Linked DNA regions of Homo sapiens: regions 1 and 3 are each linked to region 2. A link is an interaction called in ENCODE POLR2A ChIA-PET data of the cell type or tissue named here. Cell type or tissue: MCF 10A. All regions are shown on one strand. Each heading gives the region's core, and the rest is flanking DNA. Links, peaks and the distances in the headings are about the cores only.

Region 1 (5,000 bases), core at 1-5,000, 430 kb before region 2:
ACTCTGGAGAGGGAGAGAAAGAGAAGGGGATATTCCATCTGGAAGGGATACAAAAATACTGCAGCTTTCTTTGTAATGTTTTATTTTGTCTTTATTAAACACAATTTTAGAAGCATATATGGCAAAATGTTAATTAATTCTGGGATGAGGACACATGAATATTTTCATACTATGTACTTTTCTGTGGTAATTGTTTTTCCAAATAAAATAACAAAACTTCAGTCACTTTTTGTTACTCAGTGCACTGTAATACTGTATCAGTTGAATTTAAGGAACCGTGACTCTAAATTGTTAAATATACTGCATTTTATTCATTTACAGTGTTTATACTGGATGACTAAACTAGGGCGTTGGAACACGGTCCATGGAATTTCAGTCTAATTAGTTCTCATTTATATGCTTGGTAAATGTAGGGAAAGTAGAATTTTAAACATCTGTTTATTCAAGGTACACAAACCAGAAAATGTTTTCTTTGGTTTTCTAATATTATCCTGTGCCAACATGAGTATTATCATCAGTTTACAGGATTTTTCCCACTGAGAGATTCAGGGTTAATGTTGCTATATAAATGGCACCTGGATCCTATTTTGGGAGAATTTATATATCCGTACAAAGTGTGGAAACGAGAGAATTTTAGTGCAGAGCGTCTCATTTAAGTATAAACAATATGAAAATCACTTTTCATGCTATAGAGTTGTAGCTTTTTCTCTCTCATATTTCCTGCAAGTGTGACTCATCTTGTCTGAGCCCTAGAGCTGACATGGATAGTTACCTAGGTCTCAGTAAGAAACTGAAAGAGAACACAGGCAAGGGAGAAAGGTAGAAATAAGGTTTGGCCTAAGAAAGACTTGGGTTTAAATTCTGGCTCTGTCATTTGCTCATTGCATGACTTTAAGCAGACTACTGAAGCCCAGCTGTAAATCAGAGATAATTAGAGTGATGCATCATGGATTGGATGAGAATTAAAGGAGATCCAGCATGTACATGCATTTCAGAGCAAAACCAAGACATGGTACACTCAGGAGTGGTGGCCATTGTATTTATTGCTGTTGTTGCTGTCGCCATTATATCTAAAGGGCCTAAATCCTTATTTCCTTTTAGCAGGCACAAAGCTATGCCCACTTAGAATCGAATTCAGCAAGTTGTTTGTGCTTCTTTGATATGCTGCTGCTGACCTAGTAAGGGATAAAGAACGAGGAAAATTTGGAGCCTTTTTAGAGAATATTAAGGATGAACCTCACCAAGGTTTGATTTATTTTTCTTTTTATTTTTTGTTTAGTTTCATTAGTTTTTCTTTTACTTTTTTTTAAAGCTTTTTTCAAAGAGGAGATGGGAAGCTATTTCTTAAGGAGACAAAGACATCGTTGTTGCCATCCAATTCCAATTTCAGTTCTCTTTCTACTCACAGTTTCATCCTCCTGGTTCTCACTTTCTCCTTCTAATAAATGCACCCCATATTTCATTACAAAGATCATTTCTTTCATCCACACTCAAGGTTGAAAATCAATCTCATAGACTACTTCCTCCTTAACTGTTTGCTGATAATGACTTAAACCCATTCACTTTCCCAGAATAAGAACAATAAAGGTAGTATTTTAATAGTGAAAGTTTTCAAAAACTTTTTTACTAGTGAAAGGTTTCAAAAAGTCTTTAAAAGTTGCTAATCCTAGAATTTCAGTATTGTGACAGGATGGCAAAATAGCCACTTTTGTGACAAAAGCCTTAATTACATAGCATTCAAGTATGCCATCTAAGTGTCAAACTCTTCTGTTCTACTTTCAGATTGGCCTTGATTCTTGCTTCATGTGACATGCGAGCCATCATGTTCCCTTCTCAAGCCCACAGAGGACCTCACTAATTGAGCACAGTATTCCTTCTGGCAGGACCTGGTTGTGACTCACAATTCTTCCTGACACAGCACTCCAAGTAGTAACCGTCAATCTTAGCCAATAAGGAAATTGAAACCTATTGGCCCTCAGTAGCTTAAAATGTATTTGTTGATTTTCCAGTTGTAGAAAAGAAAAGTGCAAAGTGACTCATTTAAAGAAGAATTAGAAAACAATAGAAAGGAAATCATGGTCTCTGCTTTAGTTTTATTTACATATTTATTTACTTACTGAGATAGGGTCTCACTCTGTCACTCAGGCTGGAGTGCAGTGGCGTGATCATAGCTCATTGAGGCTCAACCTCCTGGGCTCAAGCAATTCTTCCACCTCAGCCTCCTGAGTAGCTGGATCCACAGGCACACACCACCACACCCAGCTAATTTTTGTAATTCGTGTAGAGACAGGGTTTCGCCGTGTTGCCCAGGCCGGTGTTGAACCTGAGCTCAAGCAATTTTCTCACCTCAGCCTCCCTAAGTAGTAGGATTACAGGCTGCTTTAATTTTAACTAGCAACCCATATATTCAGGACTATAGAAGGAACTTACTATAAAGTGAAATAAAATATAGTCATATACAAGTAATATTTTTTAAACTTTGGAATGAGCATTTAATAATCCTGTGAAAGGAGAATTTTCTTTATTTTTTAAATGACAGAAAATTACAAAGCCATTGTTCTTCCTAATAAGTTCCTATTATGTTTTAGATTTATTTTAAGCTAGAGATAGAAAACTGTTCCTACCATGATGTCATGTTGTATTTATTTCTGGTCTCATCAATTGAGTCAATCAAGAGACACTCTCATGACACCTTCTTGCCAGAATGAACACTGTGAAGTAGGTTTAGAGCCCAGCCAGACAGATTTCGAATTGGTTGAGTGATGTAAACTTTCATGATGGATTAAATGGAGAAGGTGAGAACCAAAAAAGGAGTCCAATATGATCTTGAAGTTTTGAGTCTTGAAGTCTGGGAAAACAAGGGATCTTCATAAACACAGAAAGTCAGTAGGAGAAAGCAGCTGTTCTGGGAGACAGGAAAAAAAAAGTTCAGATTTAGATTTTTTTGAGATTTAAATTTAGAATTCAAGGGACTTCATAATGGAGAACATCTCACATGTATTTGGCATTACAGGCCTGGCCTTTGAAAGCCTGGGGGTAAAGATTTTGAAATCTTGTCCTCAAGGGATGGTAGAAAGAAATGTTGTCCAATTTCAACCCCATTTCTCATCTGAAAGATATTTGAAGGATGCCAGAAATTGAGAAAAGGCAGAGCTGATTCTACAGTGAGTCACTGGGATTCTGAAGAAATATGAGTGGCAGCTCCAGAATTTCTATATGAGGAGGAGGAGGCAATTTACAAGTGGAAGTCTGGTTGTAAGATGTAATAAGCTTGTTGTATATATGGCAGCTTACAACAGATTGAAAAAATAGATGTTTACTTTCAGAATACAGAAGGGAAATTGCAGAGATTATGAGAGAGTGCCTAAGAAGTTACCAGTGTCTTATGCATTGATTAGGTAGAAAAGATTAGGTAGAACTTTCAGACAGTTTGAACTCTCCAGGCTCTACTAGAATGATAATCCATTTCTGTATAAAAACATACAAAATCAGTAAGTTACTGAATAAAAGTGATCATAGCATAATTTGATGTTAGATAATCTATAAAATATATAATAAAGGCAGTTCAAGCAATTCAAAATTTATTTGAATTTTTCAGTTATGTTGACACTATTCCTAGTTGAGAAATAAAGTTGTGTTTATTTTAGTGAAAAGGTGACATACCTTGACCAGTGTTCCTTGGAGTCTCCACTCTTTACCAAGGACATTTAGCAAACATGGCAATAAAAACACATTTAGATCTGTGAGATTCAGTCAAAGCCCAGAAAAACTGTTCTAACCTGAACCACATGATCTCAGCACAATGCATGTCATTGACTTTCTCAGGCTATCCAGGATTTGAATATTGAGGAGGTGGTGAATATTGAATATTGTCCAGTGGTGACTCATACTGAGTAAGACTATATAGACTTTCTCTTTAACATGTTAGGTACCGGCTACAATAGTGACTTTCCACTGACTCTGACCTATAGCAGAAGTAGATTTCACATTGTGACCCAGAGCACATCCTGCAACCAAGGTTTTATGAACCAATTCTTAACTTCACCATATATACTACACTTTCATATTTTCTGTTCTTAATTTTGTTATCACTCTTTGATTTCATGACCCACAAGTAAATCATGACTCAAAGTTCGGAAAATATTAAGCGGCATGGTAGCGTTTTCCTATTTATGGTCATTTTCATTATCCTTTTTTGTTAATGTCTTATGTACTCAGCACTAACAGCCAACTCTGGTCCATAGTCTCAGCATATAAGAAACTATATTACCTTCACAACTATAATAATTCATCATACAAGTACCAAGTGGATATTAACTTGACAATAGTGGTCTTAGATTTATTTGCATTTAAAAAAATTTAAAGTGATATCCTTACTACAATGGAGTTAGGACAAAAGACTGGAAAACAGAGAAACCTGATGATATAGTGATTGCTAAAATATTCGTAAGGAAATATGGAATAGTCAGAAAAGAATACTGTGTATCTTCAATGCAAAACTATGCATTGTTTAGCATATACCCTTCCAGGTTATCTGATGCTAGCTTTTTATTAATTTTGAGCTATTTTATAGATCTGTACATTGTAACTAACTGATAGCAACGAAAATAATTCTTGTGTATATACATGAATTCCATCCAGTGGCGGGATAATCCTCCTTTTTCATTCCTGCCTCTCCCCAAAGCCAGTTGTGTGAGTGAAAATTGGTAAATGCATTCTAATACTCCTGATATCTAGGTATATCTGCCCTTTGGATTCTACTTTGAACAGATTACATCATTTTATTGGTTCCTTTATTAATAAAGCGTTAAATAAAATCTTTAGCACCATTTCACATTGTCTGAAACTCATTTTACCCCCTTTTTTGTTTTTTTTTAGAAAATTCACCTTTAATGTATTCAAAAGAGTTTTACCAGAAATGGAAAATTCTGCACCATTAATTCAAGAAAAAAAGTTTAGCCGGGCGCGGTGGCTCATGCCTGTAATCCCGCATTAGGGGC
Region 2 (8,136 bases), core at 1,540-6,539:
CAGCTGTTGTGAGGATTCAGTGAGGTCATGCATGTAGAGCACTGCCTCACCCTTTAGGAACCCTGCCTAACTCTCCCAGAATATCACACTTCATTTTATCAGGAAGAATTTCTCCATGTGGTCTAGCCTGACAATCCATTGTTCACAGCCAAGGTCATACTCCGTAACTAGTTGCCCATGTCCACCCCACGTTTAGGCTTCCTCAGATAAAATACTAATGGCTTATACTCATTAAAGCTTTTTTAATCAGTACCACTTGATTCCCTGTCTCAGCATTATATATATTCCCATGGTCCTGTTGGCTTCCAGACTAAAAGATTTAGCAGATCTCCAGAGTCACATGCTTCTCCGTTTCTACTCTTCCTTTTCATAGAAATGAAATCTTAAGGAAATCCATCAGACCAGCTTGTTCATCCTTAAAGGATGTGCACTGGAGGAAGAAGGATTGGGATTTTATCTCTGTTGTAGCCATATCCCATAATTTGAGGTCCGCACACCATGCTACATTCATATTCATGTTCTCTTACTCTTTGTTTTCTCCTTCTCTCTCTCTTTCTCCCCAACTCCCCCCATCTATTACCTACCTACCTGTCTCATTTAATCCATGCAACTCCCCCTCCAAGAAAGTATTTAAAAGGTGGGCTCTAGAGCCATACTTCCTAGATGGTAAATCCTGGCTCTACCACTTGTTAGCTGTGTGACCTTGAACAAAGTAAGTAACCTCTCTGTGCCTAGTTTCCTCATCTGTAAGGGGGGATGCTAATAGCACCTACATCATAAGATAGTGTGAGCCTAGCATTTAAAAGAGTGCCTGCTACATAGCTAGTTCAAAAAAGTATTATTATTATTCTGTTTAATAGATGGCAAACTGTGGTTCTGGAAGTTTAAATAACCCACCCAAAGGCATACCGACTGTGTGTTGCAGAGCTGGAACAGGCTGATGGCAGAGTTGGTGCTCTAACCACAGTACTTCACTGCCTCTTACTTAGCATATGCTGTGTGTTTATTACTCAGCTGAGTATGGCTGGGCATTGTGGGACTCTCAAAATAGACAAAGATGCCCTTTTAACCAACAGTTTCACTTCCAAGAACTTGACCGTAACTGGAACAAGTATATAAAGGAATAGGTATACGGATGCTCATTACATAATACCAGAAACAACAAAAATGCCCATCAATTAGGGGCTCAGTAAGTAAGGTATACTGCATTCATGCAGTGGCTGCTATGCTATTATTAAACCAAGAAGAGCAATATGTATTAAAGTAAAAGATCCCCAAGTCCTGAAGCTAGAAGAAAAATAAGGTACCAAAAAACATAGTTGTACTTATATATCCATATAGGATCTCAGGAAGCAGATTAGCAGCAGTGGGTTCTGGAGAAGAGCACTCGGTATCTTGGACAGGAGGGAGATTTGTGTTGCTGGATTTCTCTATTTTGACTGTTTGAATTTTTGACCGAGATACTTTTCAATTTAAAAGACTAGAATATAAAAAGGCTGTTAAATGTAACACTGACTATATAAATGAATGTTTCTTTATATATAATCTTTGGAGCACAAATTTTTCATGGGGAATGTAAAACTGCCTTTTAAAATATGATGGGGAAACAGACTGTGGGAAATATTCACTGACTAGAAGAGAGAAGCAAGACTATTTTAGAAACTCCTCTGTCAGGGCAGCAGTGTAGAAAATAGTTGAGAGTGGTGACTTTGGAGTCAGACAAACCCACTGTCAAATCTTGGGTCTAACACTAATCCACTGTGTGATCTTTTGAGTCTCAGTTTCCTCATCCATAAAATGGGGCAATATTATCTATTTTGAAGTGAGGATATAATGAGATAAAATACCATAGAGTCTTGCACATACAAGCATTCAATAAATGGTTACAGCTATTTACCCTGATAAGGAAGTAGGTAGATGACTGATAGATAGATAGATAGATAGATAGATAGATAGATAGATAGATAGATAGATGTTGCTAAAAAGGTTCTAAATCAACCATTCTTCCTTTGTCCTCCTTTCTCTCTTCTATCAGCCCAGAGAACAACAGTCTTATACCTGTTGTCTAGATAGCATTGTAATAGCAGTACCAGCAAGCTTTGCAGTCACACTAACTAGCTGATGACCCTAGGCAAGTTTTAAGCTCTCTGAGTCTTTACATAATGCTAATAACAGGCCAACTGCAGTGGGTCACACATGTAATCCCAGTACTTTAGGAGGCCAAGGTGAGAGGATCACTTGAGCCCAGGAGTTCAAGACCAGCCTGGGCACCATGGCAAAACCCCCTATCTCTAAAAATTACAAAAATTAGCTGGGCATGGTGGTGCTTGTCTGTGACCCCAGCTACTCGGGAGGCTGAGGCAGGAGAATCACTTCAACCCAGGAGGCAGAGGCTGCAGTGAGCCGAGATTGCACCATTGCATTCCACTGTGGACAACAGAGCAAAACCCTGTCTCAAAAAAAAAAAAGTAATAACAATATCTACCCATAAGGGATTATGCAGACCAAAACAAAATAGCCATGGTCCCTGCTCTCATCAAACAATCTAGGATCCCCTGCAAATAGCCTAGCATGACTAATCCTATGAGGGTCCTCCACAAACATTTGTTAATTCATTGAACCTATGACTTTCCAGGAAAGGCATCTATACATACCATGAGGTTTTTTTTCCAAATTACTCAACTACCATTTTACCAAACAACTCCAATTTGTGTTAACTTTTCAGGCCCAAGCATGTGTATTTGCCTTTAAACTACACGCATTTCCTTCACTTCTCATTTCATCAAACTATACAATTGGAATCACTCTTTTATTCTCTAGCTTTCACTATCATTCTTGTTCTCTCTCAATCTCTTTTTTTTTTTTTTCTGAGACAGTCTTGCTCTGTTGCCCAGGCTGGAGTGCAGTGGCATGATCTCAGCTCACTGCAACCTCCGATTCCCAGGTTCAAGTGACTCTCCTGCCTCACCCTCCTGAGGAGCTGGGATTACAGGCGCCCGCCACCACGCCAAGCTAAATTTTGTATTTTTAGTAGAGACGGGGTTTCACCATGTTGACCAGGCTAGTCTCGAACTCCTGATCTCAAGTGATCCACCCACTTCAGCCTCCCAAAGTGCTAGGATTACAGGTGTGAGCCACCGCACCTGGCCTCTTGCTCTCTCCTAATAGTTATCCAACTCAGACTACCAAAGTGCGCTCACATCATGGTCCACTACATCTAGCAACTCAATTCTGTCTCCAAAAGGAAAGAGTTTCTCTCTCCTCACTTCAAACTGAAAAGTCCCAGGGATGGTCTCTGGCTGGCCCAGCCTGGAACTGGAAGAGCGATAAATGTAGGGCTGGAAAGCACACGCATAACTAGAGGAGAAATTATTGCACTTTGGTCTCCTCCCCCAATTTGGATCTACCAAATGTAAAACAAATATCTGAATAGTCAGCCTTTCTTTTTATTAAAAAAATTGTTGTGCTGCTTAAATTAACACAGTGCACTGTGCACTCCCCTTTGCATGTGTAGACACAACCCTTTTTAAATCTGTATTAAAAAATAGAATTGGCAATGGCTTTTGCTCCCGCTTGAGCTTGCCAAAAAAGGTTGGAAATGAGCATGCCTCTTCCTGTCTCTCTTGGCTCTGCTCCCTATTAGGATTTGATAGAGACAGAATCTTTCTCTTCCTCAACTTTCCCTGGAGCTGTAAGTGGGCTAAGGGGTGGAGTTTGGGAGAAGGGCACCACCTTTCACAATCCAGAAGTTAGGGATGTAGAAATATCAGGTGCTGGCGACAACATTTTGGAGCTTCTGAGCAAGTTCCCATGCTGTTGTTTAATCCTTAATCATCTCTCTTGGCATACTTCCCATTGCTACTGCTTGCATAAAATTGGAAGGAGCTGATTGCCTCAATCTGTATTTTCTATAAGGCCATGCTTACTTAGCGCAAAACCCACAGGGACTCCTCATATAATTGTTTTGACCCTAATAGGCTGTTTTCTTTGCTTCCAAGAAATCTCTTCTATCTTCCCCTTACATTCTAAAATAGTCTTAGTCCCAAGTGACAGTCAAGAACATGGGGGATACCTAAACATTTCCTGTAGAGAAATAAGATGTTAGTTGAATTCCATACCCATCTCTCTGAATGGGACTAATTATCAATGGGGGCTGTTGCCATGAGCAGGATTCTTTATGGAAATTACCTTAACTATTTTGTTTTTCCTAAAGACTACTCCGGTGGCAAAGAAGAATCATTACTCTTCAAAGTTCCTATACCAAACAATAAAAATAAAATGTCTGCTCATTCCAGCTAGTTAAAATTGAAATTTGAGGGCTCTGGTAATCTAAAACATGTCACTCAACTGTAGGCTGTCTCAGAAAAAAAAGTTCACTGCACTCTTCAGGAATGAAAGTACAAGATCCACCCAAGTTATTGCGTAAACCAAAATGCTCAAGGCTAACCCCATGCAAATATAGAGAAGGCCAACCTTTAGATGCTATCCTTTTTTTTCAGAGACCCTTCCCTAAAATCTTTCTAATGCTTGAATTCTCTCATTTATGAAAACTGCCTTAAAATTCCCAGTATCCACAGGAGCAAAGGTACAATCAGTCCCTAACAGCTTGCAGTCAATTTGTGTCTTAAATCTTTCCTTACATTGAAATTAACAATGTTTTATTTCTGTTGCCTTCTTTTTGTAGATTTTACTATAAGGAGACAGATACATAGACATAAGCATGTATTACTTGGAAAAAAATGTTTACTTTCTTACTCCATAATATAATGTGGTAGCACACACTTCTTCCTAGGAAGAAGTATATTAGGTTGAATGTGGAGAGACAGAAACTAAAAGGCATAGAGCACCTAATCCACAGTAGTATTGAGCAGGATGAGTCAGGTAAGGTGGCAACACAGTATGAGGGGGACACACCAATTTCAGCAGGAGACATTTTTGACTGTTATCTCTAATGACCTACATATACCTGCTCTTCAAGATTAACAGGTTTCTGAAATAATGTTGGGACTTTGAGTCTCATTCCACATCCATTGCAATGAATTCTTTAAAAATCGGAATGATTTTCCAATCTTGAAAGCACTGCAGAGAGACAACAGGACTAGTACAGCTTCAGTCAGGTATCCACACTTGAACCAATCAGGTAGGACCAAGAATGCAAACATGGGTGCATGGGAGCCCACGGGGGCAGACTGAAGAGAAGTTCTTAGGGGAAAGAAGGGTCAAAGGAATTCTGTGACTTGCATGGCTTTGGGGAAAGTACTTTAGCCTGTATGAGCCTCTGCTTACCAGTCATGGATTATACTTTCTACTTACTGTAAGGAACACTGCCTTATAAATACCAAACTGCTAGTCAAGGATGCTGGGGCCTGAGTTGGCAGTAAGTTTAAGATGACTCACCAGTGTTATAAGGCTACCAAATGAGCAAGCTTGATCTTGGGACATAATAATATACATGTATACATTAAAATGAGAAAAAATGACAGCCTCCCTCCATTTGATAAAAATCTGATTCTCCTGGAATAGAGCCTTCGATCTGAGGTGCCTCATTAACAGGAATATTGGCAAACTGGAACAGGTGGTGGAACTTAATCTCTCTTTACAACATGCCATTGTATCAGTTCAAAAGCCTTTTTTAAAAAACTCTAATCCAGACGGTCTTAAACAGTTGAAAATGTATTTATTCGTGTTTACATAGCAAGGTGTCTAGAGGCAGGTAGTTTCTGGCACTGAGTGAGTGGTCCAGTGATGTTAAGGCTGTCATCTCTGTGATTCTCTTGACCTTTTCTTGACCTCATGGTTGCAAGATAACTGTCAGAGCTCCAGATATCTCATCAATGTTCAAAGCAGGAAAAAGAAGAGGAAGATTGTTACTAGCTTGATTTGTTCATATTATCAGAAATACAAAAACTTTCTCTGAAAAAATTCCAAAAGACTTTTGCTTATATCTCATTCATAGAACTGTGTCTCAAGTACACCATCAACTGCAGCTGAGGCTAGAAAGATGAGTATTGGGCAGAAGATGGCAAGGAAGAACAATAATTGCAATATTTCAGCTAAAGGGCATTGTCTGCCACAATTGGCACTATTGCCTTTCCCTTTTGGGAAAAAGAAAATATTTCACATACATGAAAAAGAATAGGATTGGTCTAGATTTATCAGATGTCCACCCACTCCTGATCGAATCAGCTAACGTTTAGATACAAGCCTGGCTGTAGAAGGTTCATTACTATAAAAAATTGTCATATGTGTACCTATACAACCATACATGGCTAAAAAATAAAACATCACAAATCCAGTTGGAGCCTCTTATATATTCCTGCTCAATTACATTTCCTTACCCTGGCCCAGTAAGCAATTACATAGTATCCTGAGTCTGACATCTATCATTCCCATACATATTTTTACTTTGTATGGTTATTTTCATAATATTGCTTAAGTGGTTTTAAAATTTTGTGCAAATGGTATCATACTGTAACTTGGCCCTCTTCAACTTGCTTTTTTAAATTTAATTCTGATGTTTGAGAATTATTCACATTTGATTTAGTTCACTCAATATCATTGCTGTAAAAATATTGCTTTGATGAATATAATACAATTTGTTTATCCATTCTTTCATTGATGGACATTTAGATTTTTACAGTTCTTTGCTGCTAAAACAATGCTTCAATGAACTTCTTGTACATGCCTCTTTCTGCATATGTGGAATAATTTCTCTAAGGCATATACCCAGAGATGGAATTGCTGAGTCACAGGTTCTGTACTTTTAAATTTTACAACATATTGCCAAATGGCTCTCCAAACTGATTTATCAGTTATCCACCCACCCCAGTGTATTATTGTTCTAATTGTTCCACATTCTTACCAACACTTGATATTGTCAGACTTTTCAATTTTTGCCAATTGCATAGCTGTGAAATGGTATCTCAGTGTCATTTTAATTTACATTTCCATGATTACTAATGAGATTAAGCATTATATCAGATGTTTTTGGCTATATGGTTTTCATCTTCCATTAATTTCCTGTTGATATTATTTGCTCATTTTGTAATGGATTTGTTGTCTTTTCCTTATCATTCAACTCTTTCTATGTCTGATTGCCCCAGTGAGACTGAGCATCTCTAGTCAAGAATCATGGCCTTCGCCACTCATTCAATAATATCTGCTGAATGCCTAGTATGTGCCAGATACCACAGAAGCATTGAAGATACATGGCAAAGGCCATGGAGATGTTATTATGTCTTTAAAATTCTTTTATTATATCTGGCACATAAAGAGATTTGTTGACAAATAAATAAACACAATTCTGAAGGTACATAAGAGCTGTCCTCTGCAGCCTTTTTGTGGACAAGTCCTCAAACTTATTCCAGGTACTCTAGAGAGCAATGTGAATATAAACAGGTAAAAGCTACATGGCAAGACTTAAGCTCAAACATAACACAAACTTTCTTATTATCAGATTTGTTAAAACATAGAGCATCCCATCACTAAGGGTATGTAAGTACAGTCCCATTGATTACCTGGCAGGCCTATTGTTTAAGGAATAGAGCACTAGACAAGAGGTTGGACTAGAAAAGTCCTCCTCTATTCTCCAAAATTTCATAAAATACATAAATTTTAGTTAACCAACACTTTTTTAAAAATCCCCCATAATTATGTATAAAACTCACATCCATCCATCTGATGATTTTCATATTAAAATGCCTATAATCGCTTGCCCAAATGCCATGTATCTGACCCTTTCTTCTGCATGTGGTTAGTTTCATAAATAATTTACCTTACAACCCTTTTACCTTATCTAACCCTTCATATTATGACAGAAAGGACTCAACCTTTTATTTCACGCAGATGACCTAATGTATTGCACCATCACACTTGAGAAAACAGTGAAGAAATATTTGCTTCCCATCCCAAAGCTATGCAAAGAACAAAATTACTGCTCTGAATCCAGCCTTTCCATTACCATGTGTGCACATGAAAATGTAAAAGCTTGGAATTAGGCTTTCCATTGATTTAAAAACACATGCATTCTCCCAGAGTGACAGACTTAAAAGCAGAAAGAGACCATAAAATCCTCTACGTTTACCTGATTCAGGAATCTAATATTAGGCAGCACTAAAGAATTGAAGAGCAGTCCTC
Region 3 (5,000 bases), core at 1-5,000, 100 kb after region 2:
AAATTATGAATATTATGATTGAGCTTAGTAAAGCATTTTCTAAGTTCATTTATAGTAAAACAAGAGAAACCTTATTCTCAAAATCTATTCTTTAAGTAAAACAAACTAGTCATTCTAACTTAATATGCTTTTAAAAATACTGAAGTTCAGTACATTTAGCATAAACTTATTGACGAAGGCACATTTCTGCATTATTTGATTTTCAGCCTTGTTTCATTTAAGCATTAATGACAGAGGTAGAGAACAGAAATGGTTTTAGGTGGTATTAGAGCTTTTATTGGGATTATGTTGAAATTTTAGTGTTAAAAAATTGTTCGTATCCTGAAGGGAGGGATTATTGGAGAGAATGAATGATGTAGGATGAACTTGTAAATTCAGTTTTCGGCAGAGTCTAAAATTAAGTGATGATTGGCACTTAATGAAGCTACTAAAATTTATGTAGATTTTAATGTCTCATTAGTAATCGCATCTGTATCTGGTTTTATAAAAGTAATGAAATTGAAGACCTGTACAAATACAGAATGAATGAAGCAAATTCTGCTAACATCATGTTGAATGTTTTCTCAGAAAAAGAGGAAATACGAAGAGAAGAGATTTGTTTTGACTGTGATTTACCCTCACCCCCATGGATACTTTCTTTACTTCCTACCTTTTTTCTTTTTCTTTTCCTTCTAAAGATTCTGGCAATGGGTGTTTCAGTGTTTTTTAAGCTTAATATTTCTGGTACTCATTTATGTAAAGTGATTTCTGAATGTTAAAGGAGATTTCTTTTTAAATATATTTTCACTTATTTTTAGCTTTATGATGAGAATCTTATTTTTTAAATCTGTAACTTGTTATGGCTACATGATTAGTAAAAAAAGTTTTTAAAACACACTGTGTATTCAGGTGTGTCATTTTAGTGTGAAATGACTAATGCAGAAATATGTGACTAGCATGTGGTCAGATTTTATTGAAATTACTTACGATGTTTCTATGGCTAGTCCCCTTGTATTTTTATAATTGGTAACATAATTCATATGTTATTTTGGTCTTGTCTATTTGTGTTACATGTATTTTAGTCTGACCACTTTTGCTACTTATTTAATGTTTATACATTTTATGAAAGACTTATTCTGAAATATACCTTGCATAAATGTAGGTTAAATGCAAATTGTATTAATAGTGAAATGGATATGTGGGTAGAGATCACTTTAGGGGCCTTTTGAGATTTAGTGAAGGAAAGATTGGATCAAAAGGGTTTACTTTAATGTGACTGCCTAATGTGAAAGTCGGAACATCTGCATTAATTGGTTAGTTACATAAATCTTAGTCTACTCTGGCCTGCAGGTGACTGAAACAGCCCAGGAAATCTTAATTTACATTAAGCTTAGACAAGGTCTGAGGCTTAGGCTTAGTTCTTAAAGCACATTCTTTTTTACTTTAATGATTATTCCTAATTTTAATGAGCAGTGGGTTCTCATTGTGTACTAGTACTTAGGTGGGCAAATTAAATAAGCAAAATAGGTTTGTGCTGAATAGCATTTACCCTTCTGAGGACATCCTGGTAATATTTTCATCAAGAGTAATTGTGTAATGCAATATTTACAGGTATTTGCCAGATTAATGGGCACTTGTTTTCATATTTCTGAGTCATGGAAAATATACATTGATGATTCCTGTTGCATAAAGAGTTTTCAAGAAAATTTTGTTGAATTAAGCTATAACTACAAAAAAAAATCCATTACATATTGACCTTTAGAAAGGATTTTTAAAAGCCCATGCTGTCCTTATTTCTGCAGCTTCAGAGAGCCGACTGCTCTTATTTTCTTCTGGCATATTCTATTAATACTTGGGTTTTGTATTTTTCAAGTAAATAAAATATTCCTATTGAGAATTTCAATTTTAAAAAAGAAAAGGTCTACTAAGTGTTCCTTTCCCTGTTGAATTATGTGTGATCATTTCTATGCTAAACTAGATTAGGGTGTGACTTGTGATGGTGATTTTTGTTCATTTTACATATTAAGAAAGAAATAGAATTTTATTGCAGTTCAAAATTATTTGTAGACAGTGGTTTTAACCCCCAGACACCTAATTGTGACAGGTTGCTTTCCTTAGTGCTCAATACTGTTGTAAATGTCTCTAAATACAGAATTTCCAGTGGAGTTCATGAATTAATTGGGGGTGGAGGGTGAAGAGGGAGGAGCAACAGAGATGTGGGATGCTATAGATAAGTTTAGGAATATCCAGATCAGTTCTGAAAACTAACAGTTTGGATCAACTGTCATGAATTAGAGGTTTAAGAAAAGAAAAATTTAGGACTATAGGTACAAGGGAATGCATCAATCAGAATTACAATTTAATTTCTTTTATTTCAGGTAGAAATCTAAAACTGACCATGGCTATATAATACTAATTTTTGAGTTATGTTGTTTCTTACTATGCTTTATTATCAAAAAAGGATAAAATGCACATTTTACTTGAAGATTATTTTAGCTAAGATTAAGTTCATATTTTTCTCATTTTTATTTAAGCTGCTGTTTAATAAATGAAAATCTAATGACTTGAATGTAGTCGACCTAATGTCTTAATGTTGATATAATCATTTCATATATCATAGTGCCCTTTTACAGCCATTGTCAACTGACTGGAGAGCAACCCTTTTCTTTGGTAATATATTTCTATGGGTTATGTATTTTTCTGCTGGAATATTGAGAAAATTAATTTTTCATAATATGCAGAATAAATTATGGGGTTCTGCAAGTGCTAGACAGTCACTTAAACCATTTATATTGCAATACATTCCTTAAATTCAGTATTTTGAATGAAAGTGTGTTATCCCCGAATTTTATCACTTGTCCAATTTAAATATTAATTACATCCCAATAGAGCTGCATGCTTAAACATGCTTTTTCAGAGTAACCCAAGTATTAATTTCGAGTGCTTTTAAATATTTTTTCTTTTTAGCAAGTTTCAACAACATTAATCCTGTCTATAATGCAGCAAGTTCAGTGAAAGTACCTGTTGTTTTATAATTTTTTTTTCATTCTCACTGTAGGGCACCAAAAATATATATAAGGGGAAAAAAGTTTTAATGATATGATTAGTTGTAAATGTTTACGCATTATCTTACCTTGAATTTTTATTTTTGTAACTAATAATTTGAGAGTTCAATAAGTATGCAGTGTTTAAGACATAGTTTGTTGCAAAAAGTGTTAACTTACTATTTCTTTTTACAATAAAATTAGCCTTTATTCTAGTTGATTTCATAACTGTCCATAATATTTAGCTGTGGCTATTATGAAAGTATATTTGATAGCCAAATTTTGAAAGCTATTATGAAATGATACAATTCACTACATGATTTATTATTTCATGCTGGTTGGGGCAGTGCTGTGACTTATGACCTTATGATTGTCACATGCTGAACACTAAAGCTCTACCAGTTTGTTATGGACACTGTTTTACTTTATGTTATCGTTTTAATGTTTTCTTTTATAATTATTGAGGATAAGAGCTTCCTTAATTTTAAGACTATTTAAATTGCAGATTTTGCTTTTTTATTTTTTTAACCATCCCTTCCAAAGAATTTGATTTAGATATTCAGTAGTAGAAACAGAAGAAAAATACTCAACTAAAAGTCCAAAGACCTAGTTTCTAATGCTAAGGGAGACAGTCCATGGCCTCCAACTAGGTACTTTGGAGTCAAAAATACTTTCTTTACAACTGTGTTTGAATTGTTTTCAAAACACCTGTGTGTGTGTTTCTAAAATTCCACAATCCTTTTAACCCGTCAATTTGATGAGGGAAGTAATTAGGGTAGGGAATGGTATAACAAAGTTGGTTCTTTGACATTTTCTTTATAGATTATCGAATGTAAGACAAATAGATGTGAATGCAGATTTGGTGTTTTTATAAGATAAGGATTTAAAATAATGTAGTTGGTGATATATAAAAATAAACTATTGCTGCTGTTAGCACCCGAGAGGTGGGGCTCTTGGGTTCTCAGAGCTTGTTTTCTATGTTCGTTACAGTTATTTTAGATTAGAACTTAAAAGAACTTGAGAGTTTCCCTAATTCTACCCCCTAATTTTTTCGAATGAGAAATTGAGATCCATAGAAAGTGTTGAGGTAAAGATCACAAAACACTTAATGAGCGGTGTTGCCAGTTTGAATATCTCAATTCTTAGTTATCTAAGTTCCCTGGTAGGCTTCTTTAATTATCTGGGTCTCTTCTAGACATCTGGAACAAATAGTTGATTGACATAATACAGACTAGCCACATATTTTATAAGAGTTACTTTTGACTCATTTAGATTTTTAAAATATACAGTGTCTGTATTCTTCTCTATTCATTTTGTTAATTTTTTTTTACCTAATAATGATTAAGCACCAATTATGTGACAGCACTATGCTAAGCACTTTGCATGCATTCATCTCATTTAAATCTCAACTCTGTGAAAGTTTTTATTCTAGTTACTGTATTAAGTCTCAATTCTGTCAATATCCATGAAGCACAGAAGGCAGCTGTTATTTACCTTAATTTTACAGATGTGAAAACTAAAGGCATTTAAAGAGAAAAAGAAAAAAAAAACCAGGAAACCTTAACACTTATCTGAAGGGAAATATTTAATATTGGGTATGTTAGTTCCTCATGTATCTTTAATAATTTTTGTCAACAGCGAATCTTTAAATAAAATATAAAGGATCAGGCCTCTGCTCTCCTGCATATATTTGTAAAGTCACTTACTGCTTTTTGTCACAGTTTCAATTTCTGTAAAATAGTGAGAGGGTTTTTACCTGACAGGATTTGTGCATGTACGTTTACTTTGAAAATTAAAAAGCATTAGGCCAGGCGCGGTGGCTCACGCCTGTAATCCCAGCACTTTGGGAGGCCGAGGCGGGCAGATCATGAGGTCAGGAGATTGAGACCATCCTGGCTAACACGGTGAAACCCTGTCTCTACTAAAAATACAGAAAATTAGCCGGGCATGGTGGCTGGTGCCTGTAGTCCCAGCTAC

What was found. ChIA-PET counts read pairs that join two places held together with the same protein. Peaks named below come from ENCODE experiments on the same cell type or tissue, not always from the same donor. Only the 100,000 strongest peaks of a DNase experiment are listed, where the experiment ranks them.
Region 1: POLR2A ChIA-PET joins it to region 2 with 11 read pairs; 2 of 35 experiments call an interaction of 5 or more read pairs at or near these places.
Region 3: POLR2A ChIA-PET joins it to region 2 with 12 read pairs; 9 of 35 experiments call an interaction of 5 or more read pairs at or near these places.

What each region holds. Positions count from the first base shown.
Region 1 is chr5:143,919,830-143,924,829 of GRCh38, reverse strand. No RefSeq gene overlaps it. Among named protein-coding and RNA genes, the nearest start is that of HMHB1, 110 kb to the right of the region's middle. In MCF 10A, for the core only: no CTCF peak of the experiment used is centred there; DNase peaks (open chromatin) are centred at 759, 1,899 and 3,119.
Region 2 is chr5:143,491,593-143,499,728 of GRCh38, reverse strand. No RefSeq gene overlaps it. Among named protein-coding and RNA genes, the nearest start is that of NR3C1, 92 kb to the right of the region's middle. In MCF 10A, for the core only: no CTCF peak of the experiment used is centred there; DNase peaks (open chromatin) are centred at 3,738, 4,408 and 5,358.
Region 3 is chr5:143,392,093-143,397,092 of GRCh38, reverse strand. All of the region lies in intron 2 of NR3C1 (nuclear receptor subfamily 3 group C member 1), which reads left to right. Among named protein-coding and RNA genes, the nearest start is that of NR3C1, 9.1 kb to the left of the region's middle. In MCF 10A, for the core only: no CTCF peak of the experiment used is centred there; no DNase peak of the experiment used is centred there.